Linked DNA regions of Homo sapiens: region 2 is linked to region 1. A link is an interaction called in ENCODE POLR2A ChIA-PET data of the cell type or tissue named here. Cell type or tissue: CD4-positive, alpha-beta T cell. All regions are shown on one strand. Links, peaks and the distances in the headings refer to the core of each region. The heading gives the core; the rest is flanking DNA. Region 1 overlaps DOCK3 (dedicator of cytokinesis 3). Region 2 overlaps DOCK3 (dedicator of cytokinesis 3).

Region 1 (11,140 bases), core at 1,330-9,329:
CTGGGTTTTACCTTGAAGTCTTTAATCCACCTTGCGTTAATTTTTGTATAATGTATAAAGAAGGGATCTAGTTTCAATTTTCTGCATATGGCTAGCCAGTTCTCGCAATACCATTTATTAAATAGGGAATTCTTTCCTGTTACTTGTTTTTGTCAGGTTTGTCGAAGATCAGATAGTTGTAGGTGTGCAGTCTTATTTCTGAGATCTCTTTTCTGTTCCATGGGTCTATGTGTCTGTTTTTGTATCAGTACCATGCTGTTTTGGTTACTGTAGCCCTGTAGTATAATTTGAAGTCAAGTAGCATAATGCCTGCAGCTTTGTTCTTTTTGCTTAGGATTGTCTTGGCTATTTGAGCTCTTTTTTGGTTCCATAGGAATTTTAAAATAATTTCTTCTAATTTTGTGAAGAATGTCAGTGGTAGTTTAATGGGAATAGCATTGAAACTATAAATGATTCTTGGCAGTATGGCCATTTTCACGATATTGATTCTTCCTATCCATGAGCATGGAATATTTTTCCATTTGTTTTGTCCTCTCTAATTTCCTTGAGCAGTGTTTTGTAGTTCTCCTTGAAGAGGTCCTTCAATTTTCCAACCTAGCAAAACAGGCCAACATTCAAATTCAGGAAATACAGAGAACTCCAGTAGGCTACTCCATGAGAAGATCAACCCCAAGACACATAATCATCAGATTCTCCAAGGTTGAAATGAAAGAAAAATGTTAAGGGCAGCCAGAGAGAAAGGCCAGGTCTCCTACAAAGGGAAACCCCATCAGACTAACAGTGAACCTCTCAGTGGAAATCCTATTTATATATTCTTTTAGCCAACAACATGTCTCAATTAATGTAGATTCATAAGTTTCCTTACCTAGTAGTATAAATTATCCAAATTCCTTAAGATTTAAGGAAGTTCTTTATGATTTTCTTGGCTGTTCTTAGCCCTTTATATTTCTACCCAAATTTTAAAATGAGCATTTCAGCCCATTTACTTTCCTTAATAAGATTCCTTCTAGAACTTTGATTAGAATTGTTTTTGAATCAATAGATAATTTCTGGGAGAACTTCCTTTTTTTTTTTTCTTTTTGAGACGGAGTCTCGCACTGTCACCCAGGCTGGAGCGCAATGGTGCGATCTCAGCTCACTGCAACTTCCGCCTCCTGCATTCAAGCGATTCTCCTGCCTCAGCCTCCTGAGTAGCTGGGATTACAGGTGCCCACCACCACGCCTGGCTAATTTTTTGTATTTTTAGTAGAGAAGGGGTTTCACTGTGTTGGCCAGGCTGGTCTCGAACTCCTGACCTTGTGATCTGCCTGCCTCGGCCTCCCTAAGTGCTGGGATTACAGGTGTGAGCCACCACACCTGGCCGAGAATTTACATTTTTTAACAATGTTAAATTATTTAATCAGTGAATGTGATCCATGTCACCTTTAATATTTCTCAGAAATGTTTTAGTTTTCAGTATAAAGCCTTGCTTATCTTTTATTAGCTTTAAAGTTAGAAATTTGTATTTATTTTTTCACTTGTAACTTTAAGTTTTTAAACAATTTACTTTGTAGTTTTTTATTATAGGTAGATAGACTTGATTTGATTTTGTACATTGACTGTATATTTAGTGACCCTGTTAAATTCATTTATTAAATGTAATGATTTATTTGTAGATTCTTCTGGAAGTTCTTTGCTCATAATTCTGTTGCCTATGAATAATGACAGTTTAACATTTCCACTTTATCTTAGATTTCAGCACTTCTACTGTAATGTGCTTTGGTCTGGATTTCTTTTTATTTATGCAGATTGGAGTTCTTAGCACTAATTGAATTATGGCTTGATGTCTTTCTTTGACTTAAAAGAACTATGTTTTTAAATATTGCTTCTGCTCCATTTTTCTTTCTTCTCTTTCTGGAACTCCAGTTACATGTGTGTTAGATACATGGAACATACTGCTAATGTGTATGTTACCAGCGTACACAATAGTTAACATTTAATTTATGCATATAAAATTTCTTATAGATTCTGGGTATTAGTCCTTTGTGGGATGTATAGTTTGCAAGTATTTTCTCCCATTCTATAGGTTTCTTGTTTACTCTGTTGATTGTTTCTTTTGCTGTACACAAGCTCTTTAGTTTAATTAGGTCCAAATTGTCAATTTTGGTTTTCTTTGCCTAGGCCAGTGTCCAGGAGAGTATTTTCTAGTTTTTCTTCTAGGATATTTACTGTTTCACTTCTTAGATTTAAGTTTTTAATCTACCTTATGTTAATTTTTGTATATGGTGAGAGGTAGGGGCCCAGTTTCATTCTTCTGCATATGGTTAGTCAGTTTTCCCAACATCATTTATTTAATAGTGTACTTTCTCCATTGTTTATTTTTGTGGGCTGGGTTAAAGATCAGTTGGTTGTAGGTGTTAACTTTAGATAGCCTAATGAGTATGTGCCTTGGCTATGGTCTTTTTGCAATGAATTTTCTAGGAATTCTTTGAGCTTCTTGTAGGTAGATATCCAGATCTCTAACAACGCCAAGGAAGTTTTCCTCAATTATTCCCTCAAATAAGTTTTCCAGACTTTTATACTTCTCTTCTCCCTCAGGAACACCAGTTATTCTTAGGTTTGGCCATTTTATATAATCTCATATTTCTTGGAGACTTTATTCATTTCCTTTTTTTTTTTCTTTATCTTTGTCTGATTGCATTAATTTGAAAGCCTGTCTTTGAGCTCTGAAATTCTTCCTTCTCCTTGTTCGTCTATTGTTGAAACTTTCCACTGCATTTTGTATTTTCCTAAGTTTGTCTTCCATTTCCAGATGTTCTGATTGTTTTTTGTTGTCGTTGTTGTTCTTGTTGTTTTTTGAGACAGAGTCTCGCTCTGTTGTGCCATGGAGTGCAGTGGTGTGATCTCGGCTCACTCCAACCTCTGCCTCATGGGTTTAAGCGATTCTCCTGCATCAGCCTCCTGAGTAGCTGGTACTACAGGTGCACACCACCATGCCCGGCTAATTTTTGCATTTTTAATAGAGACAGGGTTTCATCATGTTGGCCAGGCTAGTCTCAAACTCCTGACCTCAGCTGATCTGCCCGCCTTGGCCTCCCAAAGTGCTGGGATTTGGCATGAGCCATCAGGCCTGGTCTGATTGATTTTTTCTTTATAGTTATCTATCTCCCTGGAAAATTTTTCATGCATATCCTTGACTGTTTTTTTAATTCATTTTTGTTGGTTTTCACCTTTCTCTTGTATTTCCTTGAGTAGCTTGATAATCAACCTTCTGAATTATTTTTGTCTCATTTCAAATATTTTATCTTCATTTGGATTCATATCTGGAGAGCTATTGTGACATTTTGGGGGTTTTATGGAACCCTGTTTTGTCATATTACCAGAATTACATTTCTGGATTTATTTCTAATTTGGATAGCCTATTTTTTCAAATTGTTACTGAATTTATTTTTTACTAGACTGTGTTTTCTTAATGGTTTTTTTTACTTTAAGGGTCTGACTTCAATGTTTGTAGTAAATTATTTTAGCCTAATTTGATTCTTGGGGCTTGGTTAAGACTCTGTATGAGTTCCTTTGTTATAGAAAGTCTTTGTGCAATGGCTTTCCCATATGATGGTTGTAATAGTTATTATGTACTTGGTGTGTAGGCCAGTTCACTGTCTCCTATTGGGTTGGAATGGCAGGGATTCCTTAAAGCTTATCTCATTCTCTCATGGTGTATGGTTTATTTATTTATTCAATTTTTTCCCCAGTATTTTATTAACTGAGTTGATGATTCAGGCTTTAGGCCAGTTGTGGATGTATCCCTGGGTAGTCACTGGTTGTAGCTAAAGCAAGTTGGTAGATGTAATACCCAATGGTGGGCAGAGGTCCCAGCCTTGATGAAGGTAACTGGGGGGTCAGGGGTAGATCTCAATTAGATGTTCTGAGATTTTATCAGGGTGAAGGGTGAGAGCTACCTCAGCTTCCCTGCTAGGCCAGCAGAAAAGCTTTCCACCTCACAGCTTTACTGTTTTCCCAGTGTTCTGGCTGTTCAGATCAGACAGGCACCTCTTCTTTAGGAATATTGATGTTCCATGTAGGGAGGAATTGTGATTCTGCCTTTTGTGCAAGCCTGCATCTGGGCAGTGCTCCTCCTGTGGGGCTGCAGTCATCCTGAATTGTTCCCTGAATTGGGGAATGTCTGCAAGGGATCCAGTGATGTGACATAGACTCTGAGATTCCTTGGTTGTAGATAGGCTTAGTGTGCTGCCTTTCTTGAATGCTGGTAATACTAGTAGTGAACTTGTCACGTGGACAGACTCAGGACCTTTGGTTTGCCAGGGTGTTGCAGGCAGTGATGATTGCCGAGGTCATGCAGCTGTTTTCTCCTTCTTGGGCACAGTGTTATTCTATCTAGAGATGGTGTCAAGATCTGTGTTGGTTGGCCTCCAGCCAGGAGGTGTTGCTTTCAAAAGAGCACCAGCTGCCGTAATAACAGTGGGATTTGAGCTTGCCCTAAGTTGCCTAGGGGAAGTATTCTGGTTTCTTAGGTGATGGGTGGGGCTACAAGTCTCCTAAAAGTTTATGTCTTTTGTATTAAGTTACCAGGGCAGGTGGAGAAATACCACCAGGTTGGGTCAGGGTTAGGTGGGCCTGAGCTCTGATTCTCCTTGTGCAGGGCAGGCTAAGGCCCCTGTGAGAGACCAAGGTGGTTCTCAGGTCGCTGGGGTAATGTTTCACAGGGGAGTATAACTGCCTCTGCTGCACAGAGGAGTTTACAAAAGGAGTGGGGAGTAGTGGGCAGCAGTGAGCCTTACCTAGTTCCCACATCGTTTTCAAGGTCGGTGTCACTCCTGCGGTGCTCTGGTGACAGCACCTGGTTTAGATCTAGGCAGTCTGCACACAGAATTCAGACCTGCCCCAGCCTATAAGCTTCCCCACAGAGATAGCAACCACAGCTTTCAGGCCGCACCCCTCCCCGTCTTTCTGCAAAGTCACGTGCCCAGCTTCTGCACTCCTGTCTGCAGCTCACTTCCTGCTCATTCCCCAGGTTCTGTTCATGGGGTGTTTGTCCTCTCTTGAGATTATATCACAAAATTCAGTTGGGAGCTGCATTTACCCTGTGAATTCTCCCTCGTTGACCGACTTCCCCAAGGGCTCCTGTGAGATATAGTCAGGAATCACTTCCCTTGGTTCACACTGGAGACTGGGAATGCCTGCAAGCCCCTTCCCACTGTTGCTTCTACTTTTATATTTTATGCCACTTTCTAAATTTGATCCAGCTCTTGGTAGAGTTTAAGGTCTTCTTCCATGGCCTGAATTTTCAGATTCCCCAGTGAGGATGTACTCAGAGGCAGACTCTCCCCTTCTCACACTCTGAGAACTTAGTTTTTCACCTGTCTCATGGAGTAGGCTGCAGCCTGCCATTTGTTTCAAAGGGTCTGTAGATTCTTTTGATTTTTCTATTAAGTTCCTGTGTTGGTTCTTGCTTTAAAAAAAAAAATTCACAGTGTGAATCTCTACACACTATTCTGACCTTCCAAGTGGGAGAGGCAAGCTAACACTGCCTCCAATCTGCCATTTTGAAAAAAATAAAAAATGAAAAAATGAGGGTTTGTATTATGAAGTGACGTTGGATTTTATTGAATGGTTTTTCTGAGTCTATTGAGATGGTCATATGTTTTTTTTTGTTTTTAGTTCCATTGATGTGGTGAATCACATTTATTGACTTGTATATGTTTACCATCCTTGCATCTCAGGAATAAAGCCCATTTGATCATGATGAATTATCTTTTGATCTGCAGCTGAATTTGGTTTGCTAGTATTTTGTTGAGAAGTTTTGCATCTATGTTTATCAGGGATATTGGCCTGTAGTTTTTTTTTTTTTTTTATTGTGTCCTTGTCAGCTTTGGGTATCAAGATGATACTGGTTTCATAGAATGAGTTGGGGAGGCATTCCTTCTCCTCAATTTTCTTGAAGTAGTTTCAGTATGATTGGTACCAGCTCTTTTTTTGTGTATCTGGTAGGATTCAACTGTGAATCCATCTGGTCTAAGGCTTTTGTTGGTTGCTAGGCTTTTTATCACTGATTCAGTTTCATAACTTATTATTGATTTGTTCATGGTTTCAATTTCTTCCTGGTTCAGTCTTGGGATGCTGTGTGTTTACAGGAATTTATCCATTTCCTCTAGATTTTCTAGTTTGTGCACATAGAGATTTTTGCAGTTATCTCTGGGAATCTTTTGTATTTATGTGGCATCAGTTTTATTATTTTGGATTGTGCTTATTTGGATTTTCTCTTTTTTCTTTGTTAATCTAGCTAGCAGTCTATCAATCTTTTTTTTTCAAAGAACCAAATTTCTTTTTGATCCTTTGTATGGTTTTGTTGGTTGCTATTTTGTTCAGTTCTCTGATTTTAGGTATTTCTTTTCTTCTGCTAGATTTTTATTTAGTTATTATATTTCTAGTTCTTTTAGCTGTGGCACTAGGTTGTTAATTTGAGATCTTTCTATCTTCTTGATGTAGGCATTTAGGAGTATAAACTCCATTTAGCACTGTTTTTGCTGCATCTGAGAGGTTTTGGTGTGTTGTGTTTCTATTTGTTTGAAATAATTTTTTTTTGTTTCTGCCTAATTTTGTTTTTTACGCAAAAGTTGTCCAGAAGCAACTCATTTAGTTCCCATGTATTTGTGTGGTTTTGAGAGTTCCTCTTGGTATCGATTTCTAATTTTATTCAACTGTGGTCCAAGAAGATGCTTAGTATGCCTTTGATTTTTTTTTTCAATTTATAGAGACTAGCTTTTTGGCTGAGCATGTGGTCAATCTTAGAGTATGTTCTATGTATAGATGAGCAAACTGTATTCTGTGGATTTTAGGTGGGGTATTCTGTAGATGTCTATTGGTTAAGTATCCAATTTAAGTCCAGAATTTCTTTGTTAGTTTTTTGCCTTGATGATTATCTAATTCTGTCAATGGGGTTTTGAAGTCTCCCACTATTATTGTGTGGCTGTGTGGCTGTTTTCTTAGGTCTAGTTGTAATTGTTTTATAAATCTGGGTGCTTTGTTGTTGGGTGCATATATATTTAGGATAGTTAACTCTTCTTGATGAATTTAACCCTTTATCATTATGTAATGCCCTTCTTTGTCCTTTTTATTGTCTTTGGTTTAACATCTGTTGTATCTGATATAGGAATAGCACCCCCTTCCCCTTTTTTTATTTTTCATTTGCATGATCTTTATCTCTTTACATTGAGCCTATGGGTGTCATTACATGAGACATGAGTCTCTTGAATGCAGTAGAAAGTTGGATCTCATTTTTTTTTTCATCCAATTTGCCACTCTGTATCTTTTAAGTGGAGCATTTAGGCTGTGTAGGTTCAACTTTGATATTGATATATGAGATTTTGTTTCTGTCATAGTGTTGTTAGCTAGTTACTTTGTAGGCTGGAATGGTAGTTGCTGTATAGGGTCTGTGGGTTTTGTACCTTTTTGTGCTTTTGTGTAGCAAGTATTGTTCTTTATTTTCATGTTTAGAGCTCTCGAGCATTTCTTGTCGGGCTAGACTGGTGGTGATGAATTTTCTTAACGTTTGCTTTTCTAGGAAGGATTGTATTTCTCCTATGAAGCTTAACTTAGTGATACATGAAATCTTGGCTGGCATGTTTTTTCTTTAAGAATGCTAAAAATAGGCCCCCAATCTCTTCTGGCTTATAAGGTTTCTGCTGAGAAGTCTGCTGTTTGTCTGGTGGAATTCCTTTTATAGATAATTTAGCCCTTTTTTCTAGCTAGTTTTAAGATTTTTTTTTTCACGTTGATCTTGGATAATCAGAATACTGTGTAACTTTGGGATGTTTGTCTTGTGTATCTTGCAGGTGTTCTCTTAATTTCTTGTAGCTGCATGTCAACCTCTAGCAAGATTGGGGAAATTTTTCTGAATTATACCCTCAAATACGTTTTCTAAATTGCTTACTTTCTGTTTTTTTCTCTCAGAAATGAAAATAAGTCATGGGCTTGGTTGCTTTACATAATCCCATATTTCTTGAAGGTTTTGTTTTTTTAAATTGTTTTTTCTTTGATTTTTGTCTGAGTGGGTTGACTCAAAGACTGGTCTTCAAGCTGTGAAATTCTTTCTTCTAATTGGTCTAGTCTGTTGTTAAGGTTTCCAATGCATTTTGAAATTCCTGTAGTGAAATTTTAAATTCCAGTTCTGTTTGGTTCTTTTTTTAATATAGCTATGTTGTCTTTCATATCTTGATCATTTCTCTGGTGACTTTGTATTGAATTTCAACTTCCATGAGAATCTCATTGTGTTTTCTTGCCATCTGTATTCTTAATTCTATATTGTCATTTCAGACATTTTAGTCTGGTTGGCATCCATTGCTAGAGAGCTAGTGTGATCCTTTGGAGGTGAAGAAACACTGGCTTTTTTTATTGCCAGAGTTCTTGTGCTGATTCCTTTTCATCTGAGAGAGCTGATGTTTCTTTTTTTAAAAATTTACTTTAATTTTAATGGGCTTTTTTGATTTTTTATTCTTCTTTCCCTTGAGGATATGACTGTGCTGTATGTTGTATATGATCATTTCTCTTCATTTCTGCATGCTTTCAGAGGGCCAAGGTTTTGTATGGGTTCCTTGGTTACAGATAGGTTCATGTAGTCATTTTCTGAGATGCTACTTGCAACGATGTATTTTTCTTTGGTTGTGTAATTCAGGCTGCAGTCTGGTAGATGGTGTCTAAGAGTAAGAGCCAGCAGGTAGGCTTTTACTTAGTTCATGCTTGCTCACCCTCTGCGGGGCTGGAGCTGCCATAAAAGCATGAAAAGCTCTCTCTCAGCATGTGCTTGGCTTTCAGTGGGGGTGGGGCTGCCAAAGAAGCACAAAAATCATTCTTTTTCAGTGCACACCCACGAGGCCCCAGTGGGAAAGGCATCTGCCATGTCTGCAACAGTGCACTGGGGAGGGGAACAGGGGGAAAGAGATGATTCTCTCTTCATGTTCATTCCCAGGCTTTGGTGGAACCCCCTGAAGTGGTTGGTGCCACACCTGCATTCCCTTTGTCCCAAGGCGGGGCTTTGGTGTGCTGCCCTCCTCCTTCCCTTAGGTGCAGTTTGTGTTGAAGGTTATATCTCCAGGGGACCCACAACTCCCTGGGGATCCAACAGTCCCTCATGCTTGCCAGAGTCAGAGTGGGTTGTGGGGTATGTCTGCTGGTGGTCTAAGGGTGCAGTGGCTCAAGGGTGGAGAATCTCTCATCAGGGCAGTGGTACCACATGTGCACAGCTAGCATGGCACCTGCCATCTCAGTCTGCATCTGAAGGGGCAGGTTCAGCACATCTGCTCAAGGTGGCCACCTGGTTCTCTGTTCCTGAGAAGATCTCTAATTGCCACCTATTGTGTTTCCCTGGGACACGGGGTCGGGGGGTGGGCCAGAGGCGCTCTCCAGCAGTTTGGCAGTAAGCAGATTATCAGAGGGGGAAGGGGAGGAGGAAAGCACTCTCTCCTACTCTTTCTACTGGACTCTGACCTCCTTGGAGGTCAATGCCAGACAGACTTTTGCTGCTCATTTTCTGTGCGCCCCACTTCTTTGGTTGGGCATTCCAACAAGTCCTGGCTCTCCACCTTCCATTTTGCACTCCAAACTTGACCATTCACTAATAACTTTGATCTTTTTTCTGAGAAGAATTTATGCTGTTCCTAGTTGGCCATCTTTTGGTCTGTTTCAGTTGACTGTTTTTTCCATGGTCATGTCTCCTGGTAGGCCTGATAATTTTTAATTGAATCCCAGATATCACGTATGAAAAATTATAGAGGCTTTGCATGCTGTCCTCTTCCCCTATAGAGTGCTCACCTTATCCCCTGGCTATTTGAGTAAGGCAGATTCTTTGATATGGCAGCATTATAGTCATGGTAAGGTATAGTCTACCTCTGATTAGTATCCATTTTTAGGATACACCCTCTAGTGGTTCTAGTTGAGAGGCTAGGTTGTTTACTGTGTGTTGTTTACCTTCTTGTCAAGTTCTGGATCCAATTTTTGTCTCCAAAACACTGCTAAAATCTGTTCTACTTTTAGTTTACTTTCTGCTAGTCATTTTAGTACTGAGTAATAAGCATTTTAAGAATCAGCAAATGTGTCAAGAGGAATAACATCTCCAAGAGCATAGAGCACACCTAAATAGGCTTCTGTTTTCTTTTAAATCTTAGCCCCTCAAGTTTTGACAACCTTGGCAGCACAAACCCCAATTTTTGTCTTCCCCGTCCTGTGTGATTGCCTAAAGCTCTCATCTATTAGTGGCCATCCTCTCTCTGGCTTCTTAGCCTTTCTTGCCAACCTAAGAATCATTAAATCTCTGATTGGGAAAATGGCATGCAAAATGTTGGGCTACCCCACTGAGTTTTCCTTCTTTCCTTGATCTTTGCTTTGTAATGCCTGGCTGTCTTGAAAACTCTTTAACTTCAAAAAGGTATGCTTTGTACTTTTTCATATGTTTTAGCTGTACTCACAGGAACTTTGGGCGGCTGGAAACTATCATCACTAGGACACAGAAATTTTCATACTTTTCAATTTGCTATGTCTATAACAATTACTTTTTTCTTCTATATTTTATTGTCATCCTTTTTTGATCAGCTACTTTGTTGGTAATAGATATTTGGGTAGGTTAGAGCTGAAATCAAAGCTTTAGTGGATATCTATCCTGATCAATTTTAAGGGTTGAGCCTTAGAAAGGTGAGTACAAGATCATAAAACCATACTGATCACTGCAGTTTTTGTTACGTCTCCAAGAAAACTCTGGCCCATGATTATACCTTTAAACTCAGGGATAAGCAGCATCAGGAGGAAGCTGTCTCCTTATGTTTTAATCCACCAGCCTTAAAGTCTCTGAATGGGGAGCAAGAGGATAAAGGAGTCTATGCCAGCACTTATTTTCATCAGTACTTTGTCCCAGCAAAGCTTGCCCTTTATCCTGATTTTACCATGTTGATATGGCAACCCTAATTGTTGTTACTGATTTTATGGTGAAAGAACCAGCAATAATGTTCTTAGTTAGTATTTTTGGAGGGACAAAAGCAGTATTCAAAATAATGCCTCATACTAGTTACCTTCCTGCTGTGTTTTGAATGTTTGTATCCACCTCTAAATTCATGTCGAAACTTAAGCCCCAATGCAGAAGTATTGGGGGTTA
Region 2 (11,140 bases), core at 1,665-9,664, 250 kb after region 1:
ATACTGGCAAACCGAATCCAGCAGCACATCAAAAAGCTTATCCACCACAATCAAGTCAGCTTCATCCCTGGGATGTAAGGCTGGTTCAACCTACACAAAAAAATAAATGTAATCCATCACATAAACAGAACCAATGACAAAAACTACTTTATTATCTCAATAGATGCAGAAAAGGCCTTCAATAAAATTCAACATCACTTCATGCTAAAAACTCTCAATAAACTAGGTATTGATGGGACGTATCTCAAAGTAATAAGAGCTATTTATGACAAACCCACAGCCAATATACTGAATGGGTAAAAGCTGGAAATGTTCCCTTTGAAAACCAGCACAAGACAAGGATGCCCTCTCTCACACTCCTATTCAACATAGTATTGGAAGTTCTGGCCAGGGCAGTCAGGCAAGAGAAAAAAATAAAGGGCATTCAAATAGGAAGAGAGGAAGTGAAATTGTCTCTGTTTACAGATGACATGATTATATATTTAGAAAACCCCATTGTCTCAGCCCCAAATCTCCTTAAGCTGATAAGCAACTTCAGCAAAGTCTCAGGATACAAAAAGCATTCCTATACACCAATAATAGACAAACAGAGAGCCAAATCATGAGTGAACGCCCCTTTACAATTGCTACAAAGATAATAAAATACCTAGGAATACAACTTAGAAGGGATATGAAGGAACTCTTGAAGGAGAACTACAAACCACTGCTCAAGGAAATAAGAGAGGACACAGACAAATGGAAAAACATCCCATGCTCATGGATAGGAAGAATCAATATCGTGAAAATGGCCATACTGCCCAAAGTAATTTATAGAGTCAATGCCATCCCCATCAAGCTACCACTGACTTTCTTCACAGAATTAGAAAAAACTACTTTAAAGTTCATATGGAACCAAAAAAGAGCCCGCATTGCCAAGTCAATCCTAAGCCAAAGGAACAAAGCTGGAGGCATTATACTACCTGACTTCAAACTATACTACAAGGCTACAGTAACCAAAACAGTATGGTACTGGTACCAAAACAGATATATAGACGAATGGAACAGAACAGAGGCCTCAGAAATAACACCACACATCTACAATCATCTGATCTTTGACAAACCTGACAAAAGAAGCAATGGGGAAAGGATTCCCTATTTAATAAATGGTGTTGGCAAACTGGCTAGCCATATGCAGAAAATTGAAACTGGACCCCTTCCTTACACCTTATACAAAAATTAACTCAAGATGTATTAAAGACTTAAACATAAGACCTAAAACCATAACAACCCTACAAGAAAATCTAGGCAATACCATTCAGGACATAGGCATAGGCAAAGATTTCATGACTAAAACACCAAAAGCAGTGGCATCAAAAGCCAAAATTGACAAATGGAATCTGATTAAACTAAAGAGCTTCTGCACAGCAAAAGAAGCTATCATCAGAGTGAACAGGCAAGCTATAGAATAGGAGAAAATTTTTGCCATCTATCCATCTGACAAACGGCTAATATCCAAAATCTACAAAGAACTTAAACAAATTTACAAGAAAAAACCATCAAAAAGTGGGCGAAGGATATGAACAGACACTTCTCAAAAGAAGACATTTATGCAGCCAACCAACATATGAAAAAAAGCTCATCATCACTGGTCATTAGAGAAATGCAAATCAAAACCACAATGAGATACCATCTCACACTAGTTAGAATGGCGATCATTAAAAAGTTAGGATACAACAGATGCTGGAGAGGATGTGGAGAAATAGGAATGCTTTTACACTGTTGGTGGAAGTGTAAATTAGTTCAACCATTGTGGAAGACAGTGTGGTGATTCCTCAAGGATCTAGAACTAGAAATACATGTGACCCAGCGATCCCATTTCTGGCTATAAACCCAAGGGATTATAAATCATTCTACTATAAAGACACATGCGCACGTATGGTTTTTTTCTTTCTTTTTTTTTTTTTTTTGAGATGGAGTTTCACTCTTGTTGCCCAAGCTGGAGTGCAATGGAGCGATCCCAGCTCACTGCGACCTCCACCTCCCGTGTTCAAGTGATTCTCCTGCCTCAGCCTCCTGACTAGCTGGGATTACAGGCGCATGCCACCATGTTCAGCTAATTTTTTCATTTTTTATTAGAAATGGGGTTTCATCCTGTTTGCCAGGCTAGTCTCGAACTCCTGACCTCAGGTGATCCACCTGCCCCAGCCTCCCAAAGTGCTGGGATTACACGCATGAGCCACCGCGCCCAGCCACACACATACGTTTATTGCAGCACTGTTGACAATAGCAAAGATTTGGAACCAACCCAAATGCCCATCAGTCATAGACTAGATAAAGAAAATGTGGCACATATACACCATGGAATACTATGCAGCCATAAAAAAGGATGAGTTTATGTCCTTTGCAGGGACATGGATGAAGCTGGAAACCATCATTCTCAGTCAACTAACACAGGAACAGAAAACCAAACACCACATGTTCTCATTCATAAGTGGGAGGTAAACAATGAGAACACATGGACACAGGGAGGGGAACATTACACACCTGGGCCTGTTGGGGGTCGGGGGACTAGGGGAGGGATAGCATTAGGAGAAATACCTAATGTAGATGATGGGTTGATGGGTGCAGCACACCACCATGGCACGTGTATACTTATGTAACAAACCTGCACATTCTGCACATGTATCCCAGAGCTTAAAGTATAATAAATAATTAAAACTTCAAAAAAAGATTAGATTAGATTCAATATTAGAAATATCAGTATGGGAAGAAAATTTGCTTTCTTATATTAAAACTACCTGACCAATCACCTGAGCCCAAGAAGTTAAGGCTACAGTGAGCTGTGATTGCACCACTGCACTCCAGCCTGGGCAACAGAGTGAAACTCTGTCTCAAAAACAAACAAAACTGCCTGGCCAGCTAATCTGTTACCTTTCCACACAGCCTTACCCTAGAACAAATCAAGAATTCATTACCCCAGTCAAAAGGGAGATATTTTTCCTTACAAATGAATGTCAGAATTTTTATGTAATAGTGTATAGTTCTTCAACTTTTTGAAGCTAAATATTACACCAAAACCTGTCAGCAAAGATCAGACAGCCTCTCTCATGTCCAGTCATTCAGTCACTGCCAGGTATATTGTTAGCCCAAGTATATATTTAAACTCTGCCTCATTTAAGATTAAAATAGTCTACTTTTTTGTTTTCCGCTTGCCTCTGTGTTGCCTCTTGATACCAGTTGCCTATAGGTTTCTCAGCCCAGAGGACAGGTGATCAACTGGGAGTACCTTAAGGCTTCCTTGACTCTGTAAGGGAGTGGACTCTATAAGGGAGTCTATAAGGAACTCTATAAGGGAGTACCTGAAGGCTTCCAGGTGCTTCTGTAAGAAAGACACCTGTGATCTCCCCTTCTAAGTACCTTAAGCTGCTCATCTTCCTTTTTGATTCCCCTCCCACAGCCAAAATATGGAGAGATTAGAGGTAGCTAGCAAAGCAATGCAGATATGCTTTCTGGGAACTTTGTAACACAATAATGCCCTGTACTGAGTGGCACACTCCTACTACATCAAGATAAATAGCTTAGATCTGGTCTCGGCTAAGACCTGTGTGAGAATCAGACCTTCTTCTTTGGTGCAAGGCTCATGTTTCCTGAGTTTCACAACTCTCTCTCTCTCTCTCTCTCACTGTCTCTCTCTCTCTCTCTCTATATATATATATTTATTTATACGTATAATAATATACATATAATAATATACATATATATGCATATATATACATAATATATATATGTATATTATTCAGTTAGACTTTATATCTTTGATTATGACCACTAGAAGATGTCAGGGTGTGAGAGTCCTTCTGTCCTGGTGTCTAAGTACAGGATATTTTACCATTTAAGAGAGCAAATGAGTTACTGTTTGTTATTGATTATAAAGCACCTACTTTACCACTGCTTTGTCTTTTATATCTAAGCTGCCAATGATATGTTTTGTTCTGATTCTAATTACTGCAAAACAATCTCCTTGATATTCCAGGGAGTTATAAATCTGCAGATAGAATTCATATAAGTTCTCCAATTGGGCCTGGCCTGAATAAAGACCACAGCACAAGCCTGTTTTCCATGGCATAAATTTTCACTCACTCTAAGCCAGTGTCTGTTGCCTGATGGAGCAGTCAAGAAAACAGCCTTCCCTCCCCAGCCTGCCATTTGGGAAGGGTGCATTCTCACCTTTTTGTCTCAAGATGGCACTCCATTTCTCTTTGTAAATCCTGAGTTAATGGCATAAGGGGACTGAGAAGTGAAAAGTCTTCATGCTGCTTCCACTTAGACAAGAGAAAATAATAAGAACCAGCATGTATCAAAGGCCTATTGTGTTCCAGGCACTCTACTAGAAACTTTATGTAAAAATTTCCCTCATACCAGTATCAAGACATAAGTAATAGCATCATCCCCATTTTATAGATGGGGAAACAGAGAATTAGGCAGTAACTTGCCAAAGTTTGTGTGTCAGGTAAGCGGTAAAGCTTGGATTTGAACTCGTGTCTAATTCCAAAACCCATTCTCTTTTTCCTATAGTGCTCTGCCTCCCAAAGGCTGTGGAACTGTTCTATTATCAGATTGTTCTCAAGAAACTACCTTATGGTCTGCCAGAGCTTACATCCTAGAAGAAAAGCCTAACATGCACACTCCCACTCCCCTTGCTTGGGTGTTTAGGTGGCTGAACTCTAAGCCCACGTCAACAGTCCTCAAGAGTTTATGGCTAACTAAATACACACATTTCCCATCCTCTTGAATTTACTCTTGAGACTACCAGGCATCACTTATGAAGAAAATAATTTATGAAGTCTTCATATTTCATGGTTGCAAATGAGAATCTCTATTCTGGGGAAATGGTACAGCTCTCAGAACTGGATCACTGGCTGCAGGGCTGTGAGCAGAGTTCAGCTGGTGCTGCTTGAAGGAACTCAGCTCTCTCTGCCATACTTTCTTGAGTTTGGAACCAAAATTGGAAAGTTAAGAACTTGATCATAGAGACAAACAAAAATCTAAATCCATTTTATGAACAAAAACAACTGTGGATCTTAAGCCACATTGAGCAGATTTTTCTTTATACCCCATTCTCTTGCCAGCAAATGCTATATGCAAGTTATGAAAGCCTCCAATTGCCTGGATCCCAGTAAATTATCTTGTTTTGGTTTCCTTTTTGGTTTTTCTTGCTCCATGCCTGAGTGCTGTAGTCAGTGGCCAGGGAGGAGCCCACCGAAGGCAGAGATGCTACAGTGCCTTCTCAGCCTCTCACCACCTTGTATCATTGTCTGAGCATGAAAGATAGACACACACCCTAACTCTGTGCTAACCACAGCTTCATTTGCTTCTGCAGGCTGCACTCCTCAATTCTTTCCCAACCATCTTTGATGAGCTTCTGCAAATGTTCACCGTGCAAGAGGTGGCAGAGTTTGTGAGAGGGACACTGGGGAGCATGCCCAGCACTGTGCACATTGGGCAGTCAATGGACGTGGTCAAGCTGCAGTCCATTGCCAGGACAGTGGATAGCCGCCTGTTTTCTTTCTCAGGTAAATCAAGTTGGGATGAGAGTCCTCCTTCCTTCCAGGGGTGTCCTCCTTCCTTCCAGGGGTGATAGCAAAGTGATAATCAAAGGATCAGTTTCCTCAACGATTATGCAAGAAACCAGTAACCCTTAAGATACAGAATTTTTTGATAAACTATAATAGAGAATGCAGCCAAGACCTAGGCCTACTGCCTTACTCACAGTTTATTCCTAGGAATCCACACATAGGGGCATGTCACTGGGGTGGTGCTGAGTCCATTCAGGCTACTGTAACAGAATACCATAGACTGGGTGGCATGTAAACAGCAAACTTTCTCATAGTTCTGGAGGTTAGGAAGTCTAAGATCAAAGCACCAGTAGATTCAATGTCTGGTGAGGCCCACTTCCTGGTTCATAGACAGCTGTCTTCTCTCTGTGTTCTCACATAGCAGAAGGGGCAAGGCAGCTCTCTGGGGTCTTTTTTTTTAAAAGGTCGCTAATCTTGTTCATGAGGGCCCTGCCTCCAGGCCCACAGCTTCCAAGAACAGAGCCTGCTATACCCTCAGGAAAGGAAGGAGAGGAAAAGAGAAGGGACTATCTCAAGGAAATAAGGATAAGCCAAGAAAATAAAAGAGGCCCTACAGATCACTTGAGGTCAGGAGTTCAAGACTAGCCTGGCAAACAGGGTGAAACCCTATCTCTACTGAAAATACAAAAAATTAGCTAGGCATGGTGGCAGGCACCTGTAATCCCAGCTACTCAGGAGTCTGAGGCAGGAGAATTGCTCGAACCCAGGAGGCGGAGGTGGCAGTAAGCCAAGATCACGCCATTGTACTCAAGCCTGAGCAACAGAGCGAGACTGTCTCAGGAAAAAAAAAAAAAAAAAAAGGCCCTGAAAGGGGCCCTGAGGACCCTGTGCTTTCTTGTTTCCTTGCCATACCATTCGATACCTTTCCAGTCTTTGGAGAACCAACAAGGATTAGAGAGAGAAATGGACAGGGAGCTCTTTATGCTCCCCAAGGGGTCAGGACAATCTAATATACTAGCAGCCTAGTCTGTCTTTCACAAAGAACTTCTGGTTTTATTCCTGAAGACACATCATATGTGATCAAGTTCTGCCTTGCAGGGACAACCAAATGCTCAATGGCCATATATTAAGATCAATATGAGCCTGATTCTTTAAGAATAATATCACTGTGCTAGGATAAACTTCTGAGGCACAGAAATAAATCTGAAACACCAGCAAAACAATTATTAGAATTTTTATAATTTTTGGTGGTTAATTTTTTAGGTTTGACTTTTTTTTTTTTTTGAGACGGAGTCTCGCTCTGTTGCCCAGGCTAGAGTCCAGTGGCATGATCTCAGCTCACCGCAGCCTCCGCCTCCCAGGTTGAAATGATTCTCCTGCCTCAGCCTCCCAAGTAGTTGGGACTACAGGCATGCACCACCATGCCTGGCTAATTTTTTTTTTTTTTTTTGTATTTTTAGTAGAGACGGGGTTTCACCATATTGGCCAGGCTGGTCTCGAATTCCTGACCTCATGATCCACCCGCCTCAGCCTCCCAAAGTGCTGGGATTACAGGTGTGAGACACCGCGCCCGGCCAGGTTTGACTTTTAATGTGTAAGAACAAAAATTTCTCAGCCCACTGCTACACACATTTGTAATACTAAATAGATGTTCCCTTTGACTTAGCTCTGCCAGCGTATGATATTGCTAGTAGTAGTAAAGCTGCCACCAAGAAAGTCATCTTTTTTCCACCAGGAACTGTTTATGCTGGTAAACAGTTCTCTCTTCTCCAGCTCCTATACTGAAGATTTTATTAATGGTTTGGGGCACACTGTCACTGAAGGCCACTGTACACACTTGAGCTTTGTGCACTGCTTAAAGAAAATGCTTTTGGCCGGGCACGGTGGCTCACGCCTGTAATCCCAGCACTTTGGGAGGCCAAGGTGTGTGGATCATGACATCAGGAGATCGAGACATCCTGGCTAACATGGTGAAACCCTGTCTCTACTAAAAATACAAAATTTAGCCAGGCATGGTGGTGGGCGCCTGTAGTCCCAGCTACTCAGGAAGCTGAGGCAGGAGAATGGCGTGAACCCAGGAGGCAGAATTTGCAGTGAGCCGAGATCACGCCACCGCACTCCAGCCTGGGCGACAGAGTGAGACTCTGTCTCAAAAAAAAAAAAAAAAGAAAGAAAATGCTTTCAAAATATATGGGAAGGGGAACAGCAGACTGCTCTCACTGACATACTTTATTTCTAATATCTCTGCATGTACTTGCTGCTTCACACAAACACTTCAGAAAAATTTTCTTAATATTTATGTGGCCCTGGACTATGTAATTGGATTTTAGATGACAAACAGCACCAAAATTTCATTTGCATCTCACTTTCATTGAATGCCTGAGTTGCAGCATCTTCCCTGAAGCAAAAGGTTCTTTACCAGTGATGTCCTTTAACCAGCACTGGTATTCTCAAAGTATAAGTTTGGTCTCTTCTTCAGCAGGTTCTAGTAACTAACCACTGTTTTTTTCTGTAAGCAGCTATTGGTTGTTACAAAAACTAAGTATGTTGGTATTTTCATCTACATAGTGCAGTATCAACTTTTTTTATTCAAGCAGCCTTTTAAATCTAGACTAGCTAGTATTCTATTCTGTTTGAACATATTCTAAGCATTTGACAAGGCAGTGCCCAAATCTCTTATATGTCATGTACTTTGTCTTTGACTGAAAAAGATTTGCTGTCTGAATTTCATATGGAACTCTTAACAAAGGACAGATATGAACGATAAATCTAAAATGCCATGGCTTGTTTGTGTTACTGATAATCTGACTAAATCATGCTAGCCAGATATGATGGGACCTGCAGAGTCACACAATCACTGACCACGTAGGAATACAGGGTGCCAGAAACGCATTCACACTTGTATTTCACATGTCTCCTAACCTTCCTTGTGAAGTAAATGTATTATAGAAGAGGCCCTTACACCCCATTCTACAGATGAGGAAAATAAAGCTCGTGAGAGGAGTCAACTTGCCTGAGGTCTCAGAACGGGTTAATAAGGGAGCTTGAAGTAGGACAGCCTTCCTGAATTTAGGATTGTAAATATAGTCAGCTCCTGATGAAAGTGCTATTCGGTAACACTGGGAGAAATCATTTGAAGTGTTCAGTAGGATTGGTGATAAATGTTGGCTAATTATCAAAGTCTTGTGACAAGACAAAGGTCATGCTTCAATTGTGTTCATTGCTGTATACACACTGAGCAGCAATCTAACAAGCCTGTGGGGGAAAGGGAGCAGGCCTGTTGGCTGTGGCAAGGTAAACACTCACAGGGGTGGAAGTGTCAGACTACCTATCTAGCCAGGGCATAAAGAGGGACAATCTATAATCCATTTCAAGCCTGTGAGTTCAGTCAGCGTAGTTCATACTAAGTATACCATTTAAATGGAATTTTCACTGTAAACTGTGCTTCTAATTTGGAGTCTAATCATTAAAGAGATTTCATTTGGGACCAGGTGTGGTGGCTCACACCTGTAATCTTAGCATTTGGGGAGGACAAGGAGGGAGGATCGCTTGAGCCCAGGAGTTCAAGACTAGCTGGGCAGCATAGTGAGACCTCATCTCTACAAAAAATTAAAAAATTATCCGAGTGTGGTGCCATACACCTGTGGTCCCATATGCATGGGAGGCTGAGGAAGGAGGATTGCTCTAGCAATCCTAGAAAGTTGAAGCTGCAGGGAGCCATGATTATGCCCCTGCATTCCAGCCTGGGTGACAGAATGAGACCCTGTTTCCAAAAAAAGATACTTCATTTAGAAGCAGACTCCTAACATTCATCCTGCACAAAATGTCATGGATGCTTGGTATTGAAATGAGAACAAAGGAAAGATGGAAGAATAATGTCATGTGATGGCTTATAATCTCCAGGCAGTGAGCTTTCAGGCCCTTGTAAGGTAAGGAGATTACCTTCACTTTTGCTCTAGTCTGAACCCCACCTGCTTTGAGAATAGCTAAGTCCCACAATGCCACTGGCTTCCTGCAGTAGCTAGTTCTCCTCTAAAGTTTTCTTCACCTTTGTATTTTCTCTCCCAGAATCCCGCCGCATCCTGCTTCCTGTGGTTCTCCATCACATTCACCTTCACCTGAGGCAGCAGAAAGAGCTGCTAATTTGCTCAGGGATTCTTGGCAGCATCTTCTCCATCGTCAAGACCAGCTCTCTGGTAGTGGCCCCACACCCACTCCACCCTGTTCAGCTCTTCCCTAGTCTTGTGTTACTTTAGCCAGAGGCAGACCAACAAAGATCGCTTTGTACACTTTTCAGTCACAGATGCTTTCATCAGTGACAGGAAGGTGCCCAAGTGAATGGAGCCCTGTGTGTTCCCAGCAGGTTTGTCAGTACAACACATTCTTGCTATTTTTAAAGGTTGCACTACCATAAATCTACCCAGAAATATAGTTATCTGTAGTACCACAAAGCCCAATTCTGTGTCATGCTGTTTCCATCAATAGGTTTTAATTCTGGATTCTTGGGAGTTTTCTGAGAATATTCAGGCATGAGCACAGGGAGGCAGACCCAGACTTGAGAGGTAGCTTGCTTATTCAGGCTCTTCTGTTAGCTTCCTGACAGCTTGATTCCACCCATATGGCGTTCCTATACTGTGCCAAATGAGGTCAGGGCATACGAGAGGTTAATGTTGCCCACCAGAGCTCTGAGCCTCAGAGGATGGTAGAATTGTGCTTTAGGGGTCGGGTTTCAACTGATATTGCTTTTACCCATTTTCTTTCCTCTCTATTTTTTCTTTTTAAAAGAAATCAGTGGTAAGAGGGGATGAACTGAGGTAGGGAAAGAGAGAAGGAAAGATATGAATTAGGCACGGGTGAGGGTAGGAATTTATTTTAATGATACTTATTTCATGTACTTTTGATAATAGAAGAAAGGCATATTACTTATAGAAAATTCAGAAACTATAGAAAAGCATAAGGAAAGAAATGTAGAACAAAAATGGATTTTTAAATTATACCATTTTATTAGGTTGCTAGAGAATAGAATTTCACATGCATTTAAAATGAAGGGCAGTTGCCAGGTGATAAGAATATACAAGGATAGGCTATCCACATGGAGTGGGAGAGGCACCTTAAAAAAAGAGTATATTTTGTTCGAGCAGGGGACAGGGACTCAATAGGATACTCTGATGTTCAAACTTAAAGTGCCATCTGGTGACAGGGGTCTAGCTTGGCAGAGAGTGACTATGATGGTGATAATGGCCCTATTATTTGATCTTGGCTCCAGGTAAGACTTGGCAGCTCTTCTTCCCACCAGGCCTCAGAGAAGCCACACCAAGCACATAAGATCTACTCATAGCCCAAGGTTGTATTGAGGGGGTGGACAGCTTATTGCTAAAGGAAGGAGAGAAATTGAAGCAAAAAAAGAGGAGGAATGGAACACAAGTGGGAACCAGTAAAAACTTGGAGGTGACGGTTTGGTTGTGTTTGTGGGGCTAGAGTCAGTGTAATTAGTTGCTTATAACTACCCAAAGATACATCACTGGTAAGTGTTATGATCAGTTCGACAGATAGGAAAGATGACTTTGGTCCCAAGAGCTGCTCAA

The links. ChIA-PET counts read pairs that join two places held together with the same protein. Peaks named below come from ENCODE experiments on the same cell type or tissue, not always from the same donor. Only the 100,000 strongest peaks of a DNase experiment are listed, where the experiment ranks them.
Region 2: POLR2A ChIA-PET joins it to region 1 with 13 read pairs; 5 of 35 experiments call an interaction of 5 or more read pairs at or near these places.

The regions. Positions count from the first base shown.
Region 1 is chr3:51,020,599-51,031,738 of GRCh38, forward strand. All of the region lies in intron 5 of DOCK3 (dedicator of cytokinesis 3), which reads left to right. Among named protein-coding and RNA genes, the nearest start is that of MIR4787, 350 kb to the left of the region's middle. In CD4-positive, alpha-beta T cell, for the core only: no CTCF peak of the experiment used is centred there; DNase peaks (open chromatin) are centred at 4,393 and 4,903; H3K4me3 peaks cover 1,390 bases; H3K27ac peaks cover 2,152 bases.
Region 2 is chr3:51,265,456-51,276,595 of GRCh38, forward strand. DOCK3 (dedicator of cytokinesis 3) reads left to right here. Exons shown (of 53, transcript NM_004947.5): 24 at 5,360-5,552; 25 at 9,624-9,751. Among named protein-coding and RNA genes, the nearest start is that of MANF, 110 kb to the right of the region's middle. In CD4-positive, alpha-beta T cell, for the core only: a CTCF peak has its summit at 4,241 (motif pointing right); a DNase peak (open chromatin) is centred at 5,926; H3K27ac peaks cover 793 bases.